Linked DNA regions of Homo sapiens: region 2 is linked to region 1. The links are chromatin contacts, found by Hi-C in ENCODE. All regions are on one chromosome and are shown on one strand. The core of a region is the stretch at or near the end of the contact, and the rest is flanking DNA. Distances in the headings are between cores, read along the strand shown. Region 1 holds the start of LINC02831 (long intergenic non-protein coding RNA 2831). Region 2 holds the start of LINC01812 (long intergenic non-protein coding RNA 1812).

Region 1 (3,714 bases), core at 431-2,930:
CCAAGCTGAGGGTGGGGCCAAATGTTACCCAGTTGCTGTGTGCATTTGGAAGAATGACTCAAACCTCCCACACTTCCTTCATCTGTAAAGACCTCACTGGGATGTTGGTAATACAGAGAATAAAATACGTAATGGGCTAAGGTTTGCTCTCAATAAATGGTGGTCTCCCCTCCCTCAGGGAGCTTGTTATCTAAGTGAGGAGACAAGATCTGTGCATAAGGAAGATGATTCACAACACTCCACATGAAGCATAATGTGATGTTACATACCAGATGTTTTCCAGGCAGGAGTTACAATGGAATAATTAATTATTTTATGGTTCTTCTTTTCTGTAGGGTGTTGGGTGCACATTTGTCACCTGGGAATACTACCAGCAAGCCTCATATTTTTTCTGCAATAAATGCTGGAAAGGAAAAAGAAATGCTGAAAATGATGAAGTAATTCCAATTCTGCTGATAGAGACCTGGAAATGCACTAGGGAAAAATGACAAGAGTGTAACACACTGCTGCTGATTATGTCATAATGATTATTTTATGCAGTTTGAAGAAGACTCACTGTTCTAAAGAACCAGCATCCATTTCCAGGAAAGAGCAGGGATTCTCCATCCATACCTCCATGGGATGAACCACATTGAAAATAATGATTTCCTTCTAATAGCTTACTCTACATTATATAAAGAATTCCTTGGGATTCTAAAAAAACCCTAATAATATAGTAATAATAACAACAGAGGTTTGTTTTTGCTATTTGTAGTCTAATATTCAGATTGTGAGCAGCTGTTTTGGAAGGCAAGATGAGTGAATAGATGTGAAGTCGTCTTAGAAATGTCCAGGCTTCCAAAAGAAATTTCACTTTTAAAAGAAAATAGCCTAATGTGAACCACATTAGAATCAGCACATCTAATCCTACGGAGAAAAAGTGACCATGGCTGTCTACACATATAGGCAGGTCATTCAAGCTCATTCAAAAATTCCACTTTCACTGGTGGTCTGTCTGTGTCCACATGGTGACAAATGGCCCCGGCAGGGTTTTTGAGGTGTTGGCACCACCAGTGAGTGCCAGATGGAATGTGGTGAAAGTTCTGATTTGTACCTTTCAGACTAAAGGTACTTTCCAGAATGGACGGGTCCTTCTGGCTGCCTTTTGTAAGTGCAGCCACAGGTATTCTGTTGAAGCCTGTGGGTGAGAAAGACATAAACAGGTGCTATAAATTTGTCAGACCAGGAAGCCACAGGCCGTTTAGTAAATGGTAAACCCAATGGCCCAAAAGAACAAAGGGGTCTCTTTTCATCAGAATGATCAGGCTCATTCAACAAATATTTATTGAGCACCCACTTTCTGCCAGATGGAAGAGCCACTGACAAGGCCTCTTATTTAAAGAGTGCCTGAAGTGAGGAAGCAAACCCCCAAATCATCTGGGATGGTATGAACTGAACTCTGGACCGCAACATGATGGAAAGGAGGAGCTGGGGTCCCAAGGGCAGTCCAGACAACCTGAACCTGTGACACTCACCCTGCCCACACACTCTCAGAGCTGCAGCTTTCACGGGGGTGAGTTTTCTGCCTTGATTTACTCAGGCCAAGACCTTTCATTTTCTGGAGAAAATACAGGTTTTTCTGTAGTATTTCACAAACAAGGCAATTCTCTCAGGGAGGTGAAACAGCATTGCTTCTCAACTGAAATCTGAATTTCATCTTCCTAAGTTTATATCGTTGAGTCACAATTATTGAGTCATAAAGACCAAAAAGGATGTTGAAAGTTAATTTATTTACCACACTATGGCTTAGACTATTCTAGAAATATGAAAATATCTCCTATTAAAGCAGACTTTCTGAGGAGAAACCATTGCTTTTTCAACTAACGTTTTATCATGTTTTATTGCCTTCATAGTTAACTATTTTTTTAAATCATATCTAACATAAGTCCCTCCAGCAGCATTTTATATCTCTTTTACAATACTTTGCCCTGGATAGTTGAATAATAGTTCATCAAGCCTCATATAACAGTAATTAAATTGTCACCTTGGTGTTTTTCAGACCCAATTCTTGCTAATTCTTTGTAGGTGACATGAATGCTTGTAAATGAGCTTGCTGAATGGGAGACCAAGAACGATGATATTGAGCTGTTACTACATGCCAGACATTTAACCCTTTCATCCAGGTTATCTCAATCATTCCTTACAGAAAGGCTTTTGAGGTAGGTTCAATCATTTCTCGCATTTTATAAGTGGGAAAACTGAGACTCTACGAGAGGTCAATATTTTACACTAGACCCCCACTGTTGGAAGGGGTGGAGCTGAGATGTATTTCCAGTTAATTACACAGATAAGACTGCCCACTTTTTCTATGAATATTTCCAACTATTAGATTGAGTGAACCTTAATTAATCAACATATTATTTTAAAAATAACTTGCTCATGTTCTAATGCCTGTTTGTCACTCAAGTGTTTGCAAAATCAGGGAATAATTTTTTTCTAGACTTTTACTCCTTTTCCAGATATAAGCTCTTAAAAACCTTTGTTTAATCTTTGACTTTAAATCCACAAAACATAATAGCTGGTGAGATACCTAATACCTTTGCTATTTTCTTTGAGGATACAAGTCTTGATATTTATCTCTTTAAGCCAGTAGCTCTCAACCTTGGCTGTGCCTTAGAATCACTTACAGGAGCTTTTAAAGATCCTGATGCTGGACCACACCCAAGGCCAATTAAATTAGGATTGCTGAGGGTGATACCCAGGTGATTACAATGAACATCCCAGGTTGAAACCACTGATTTAAACAACTCTTCCCTGGACTTTCCCGTACCTCCATTTCACCTGGCCTGCTGTGGCTTTCGCTTATCTAGTTAGAACTGTAATTTGGCCAGTTCATCGCTCATTCCCAAAGGGGATCTCATTACCTGTCTCTAATACAGAGTCTGAAAAAGCTAAATATTCTGTCTTCCAGATGTCCTTGCAACTGGAGGTGCCATATGATACAGTTCTGCCCAAAGACAAGAAAGTGAATGTCTGTTGAGGGCTTCCTATAAGGCCAATACATACAGGTGTTCCCAACAACAGGTAAGTCAATTCAGCTGGTTGGATTTTTCACTTTTCATCTGAATGTTTACATGTATCTGAATGTTTCCATAGACATAGACTGAGCGTGTGACTTGAGTCAAAGTTAATTTGAGTAAGAAACCAAGGGAGAATTTTATTTCTTTTTATTGATGCCTCAGTCTCTTTCCATTTTTTCATAGAGACCCAGGAGTCCATGTTAAAAGTGTCCTAAAGAGGAGGTAAAGGCTAAGGAATTTGAGAACCCTAAGATTTTCTTTGAAATTCTGTGGAGATGATGCTAAGAGGATCACTTATAAATGCTTATTGGATGTAATTTCCATGTTGGACAGGTGATATTTCCAGGGAGAAGCTTAAGGGATTGTAGGTAATATAAAGTCTCAAGGTAGAAAACACTGACTCTGAGACTGTGTATTTATAATGTGTGTGTGCATGTGTATGTGTAATTCATTTGCTGATCTTTGTTTAACTTTTTATTAAACTATAATGTATGTGCAGAAAAAAATGCACATATTATAACATAGAGCTTAAAGAATTTTCACAAATGACCATATCTTTGAACCCAATACCCAGGTCACAAAACAGAACATTACCAGAACCCTAAAAACCCTTGTTCTCCCTTCTAATAACTACCTTTTTGGCCAACAATAACTA
Region 2 (3,714 bases), core at 616-3,115, 260 kb before region 1:
CCTGGGGTCTTGGAGAAGTGTTATATTTCAGGGGTGTTGTAGAGCTCTAGGCTTTCAGGGCACGTCTTTTTTAATTTTAATTTTTTTTACATTTAAATTTATTTGTTATTTTTAAAATTTCAATAGCTTTTAGGGTAAGAGTGGTTTTTAGTTACATGGATGAATTATATAGTGTTAAATTCTGAGATTTTAGTGTAGTCAGGCCACATCATTTGGTCAAGTGTTTAAACCAGTGACTCTTGATAGAGAAAGAAAAGGAAGATCTGGTGTTGGTGTTTAAGAATTTGATAGTTTGTAGCTACGATGAGTGGGCTGTGCTCTCTGTTCCTGTCAGGCTCCATCATCACTCAGGGCACTGCGTCTCAGCTTCCTAGGAAGAGCTGATAGTTTCTCGCCTGGCCCTTGTTGTTTGGTTTGGAAGGGCTTTTAGTTTGTCTGTTACTTTGTCTGTGCCCTGTAAGTGAGTGACTGGCCACCCAAAATGAGAGATACTAAAGGGATAGGAACCAGAGAATGCAGATTCAAGACCAACCTCTTCATATTAAGGAAGAGTGGGCTTTGGGGAAAGAGGAGATCCAAAAAAATCAAACAAGAGATGGGATGTGTGTGGCCATAATATTGTAGAGATATCAGTTGTCACTCAAGCCATGTGGAGAGTTGAGAGTCTTGTGGTAAACACACGAAAGTTAAGCTGTTCTTCACAAAAACTTGGGTGCTTGTAGAGAAGAACACATTATCTAGAGTATCGTTTGTCTCGATTTTGCTACTCCCAGAGGGGCCAACTTTTGTGCTCGAATAAAGTCACTGCTGTGTGTTTGGAAGATGTCTTTACTTGCCAGAATGAATAGAACGTCCTGAAATTGCCTGGCTTCAGCATTTCAAAGTGAACTGGAACCTCAGGGTCCTTCATAACAAAACTGACCTTGGTCTTCTGGTCTTCATGAAATATTAATGCTTCAGTGAATATTTCTCAGTTTCTTCCACCCCAGATAGTTCTTACTCAGCCATGTGCTGACAATTTTATTTGTAGTTGGCTCTTAAATGGAACTGGAAGTACAGCCTTGTCTATCAATTATTGATAAATTAACCAATAACATTTCCTTTGTTTCCTTGCCCTCAAAATCTCAGAATCAGAACTTTTGAAATGGCTCCATGTTGTTTCTAAAGTCTCTGGGATGATCCACATTCTTTGTTGTTTTCATTTGCCAGCGTGCACAGGAGCAAACCCCCCACTTCTCCTACTTTGGAAAACGTTTCGACATAAATGTCTGGTTCTTCTGAACACTCTCATTCCAAGCATAGAATAATTATTAGCTTGGAGAGGCTTTGTTCTTTTTTTTTTTTATTTAAGATGTTGGGATCCCTGCCTACGTAAATGAAGTCAGGAAAGACACTGAGATGTTAAGATGTTTGTTTTCTTCTTTCCTGGGTGGGTTCTCCTAAAAGATGTCAGCGTTCAATTGTTGGCTAGCAACCTGTGGCATTTAATTATTCTTGACGTTTAATCCATCATGGTGTGAAAAAAAAAGAAAATGTAGCCTGTCTACTCCTCCTCCTCTTCCAAGAGAAACAATAGAATAATTAAGATGGTAACTAAAGTTCTAAGAATAATGAGAAACCACATAAAGACTAGCATGATATTACTCTTAGAACATTAACAGGAAACAAGTTCTGAGGCTATCTCCTCCTACTACATTTTTTTTCTCTTCCTGTCCAGATAATCATGAGTCATCATCCTGTATAAATGAATAATAGTTTAATTTAAATAAGCCAATGTTGTTTGGAGGTCGTTTATCACTTCACAGCTCTCATTCACAGTCAAGTCATGTGGAACTACACAACTTCCTTTTTGTGCATTGGAGCTGGAAATCTCGTTGAGTTTGGGAGGCCTTACTTCTGCATATTTGAATCTGGTGACCAAATTAAACATTGTTCTAAGTAAGTGGGTGGGTGGGGATGGTGATGGGCTGGGGCTGAGGTGGGGAGACAGAGAGCCTTGAGAGGTTTTAGGCTTTTGCACCTGTGATTTCAGGGCATGGAAGCTGGATTTGGGTTTGAATAGTAGTATGTTGATAGTGGTGTGTGTGATAGAGAACTGATCCTAAAACTTAATATTTCAATAAGAACAACCATAAAGGACAGAAAATGGGACCCTTTTTAAGGGCTAACTATAGAAATTGGATTCATACTGTTAGGACTAATGATTGAAAGCAAAGGAAAACTCAAGCAACGTTCCTCAGCCGGCACATTCAAATGATAAATTGCATTTAAGCACTGAAAGAAACAACAGCTGCAGTTAATGAAAAGCCAAATTTATCTAAATTTCTCCAGTTGATCAGTCAAAATAATCAGTATGGCTCTCACTCCATAATCACTTTTTGGCGGGGAAGGGGGACGAGGGGGGAGGTCGGAGAGGGGGAGGACAAAGAGAGAAGACAGGTTTTTATTTTTAAAGGTATAGTTTTCAAAAAGGAACTGTAAAGCTACTGAATTGTAGAAAATACATTTTCTTGTTATCAATATCATCAATACTCTAGATTTGTTGTTTTATTTTTAACTCTCCTAAGGATAATGCAGTTGGCTCTTGTATGGAATGAAGCCTATAGACATGGGCCGGAGGCGGGAAATCCGGGGGCGGGTTGTGATAATGATACAAATCTGAAATGCGTTCCAAAACATCCTATGTCCATTGAGCTGTTTCATTATTACAACACCTGTGAAATAGACAACAGGTATCATTTGTGGCTATTTTACACAGACAGGCACCAAAGGTTTGGGGGGCCAAGTGACCTACCCAAAGTCAGCTAATAAGCTCCTCTACAAGCTGGGGATATAAGAAGATGTCCACACTCCTCACCAAATGCTTTACTAGAAAACAGAAATAAATTCTCCACGCCTCATATCCTTACATGGTGAAAGCAGGAAAATCCTGTTGCAGAAACCACTTGGAGGAGCTGCCATCAAAGGCTGCTTGGGGCCAGCTTCCCTCCAGCACAGAGCTCTGCGCAGAGCCTGCATGTGGTGTGGAATTCTATTAGAACTTACTCACCATATGTTTGTTTGCTGGTGTTCAGTGGAACCTGAGGGAGGGCATAATGGATCTCCGTTACTAAACTGTGTGGAAGGCTTCCAGAGATTTAATAGTCTACCTCGAGGTGATGAATAGAGGGGCTCTTGTATGCCTTGCATAATCAGGGAGCCTTGGTGCTCTGAATGCGCCACGCTCTCCTCCAACACCCTTCTGGAAAAGTCTGTACAGCTGGCACTCCTGGAGGCATTTCAAAAGTGGAGATGGGTGGGGAGGGTGCCTTCCTCTCATCTTCCCTGAGAAAAGATTTGCGGGATGAGATTGCACTGATAGCTGGAGATTTTGAGTAGAAGGAAATAGGCTAGAGGAGTGGAGAGGAGAGGGAAGGCATTCGGTGACCTGGATTTCCCTCCTTGCAGCTGTAGTGGTCTGATCATTCTACCAAGGCCATGACTGTGAAGAGCACTGTGGGTGATGGCTGGTGGCTCACCGGAGCCGGCTTGTGCACGGCGCCCGAAGCCAAAGGTGAGGGACCACTGGTATTGCTGAACCATGAGGCTGCCAAATGGCCATGAGATTTTATTCCTTCCAGTTAATTTTCTCACTGATGTGCTTTTAATTCATATGGTGTAGAAGTAGGCTGGAAGGTATTTGGCAGGGGGGCGACAGAAATAGAACCATGGTAG

Evidence for each region. A loop is a pair of places that touch in the nucleus more often than their neighbours do. Pooled maps may share reads with other maps.
Region 2: a map of endothelial cell of umbilical vein shows a loop between it and region 1 (5-fold over the local background). The contact joins the promoter of LINC01812 here to the promoter of LINC02831 in region 1. A Hi-C loop is called at or near these places in 2 of 168 maps with a recorded cell type or tissue (MCF 10A and endothelial cell of umbilical vein) and 1 of 50 pooled maps.

Annotation. Positions count from the first base shown.
Region 1 is chr2:67,562,266-67,565,979 of GRCh38, reverse strand. LINC02831 (long intergenic non-protein coding RNA 2831) reads right to left here and starts at 1,680. Exons shown (of 7, transcript NR_183413.1): 1 at 1,515-1,680; 2 at 1,094-1,177; 3 at 270-403. LOC105374786 (a long non-coding RNA gene) reads left to right here. Exons shown (of 4, transcript XR_001739524.2): 2 at 336-1,552; 3 at 2,065-2,198; 4 at 2,951-3,714. RefSeq lists an enhancer at 1-328.
Region 2 is chr2:67,823,713-67,827,426 of GRCh38, reverse strand. It overlaps LINC01812 (long intergenic non-protein coding RNA 1812), which reads left to right and starts at 1,865. Exons shown (of 3, transcript NR_110271.1): 1 at 1,865-1,938; 2 at 3,448-3,553.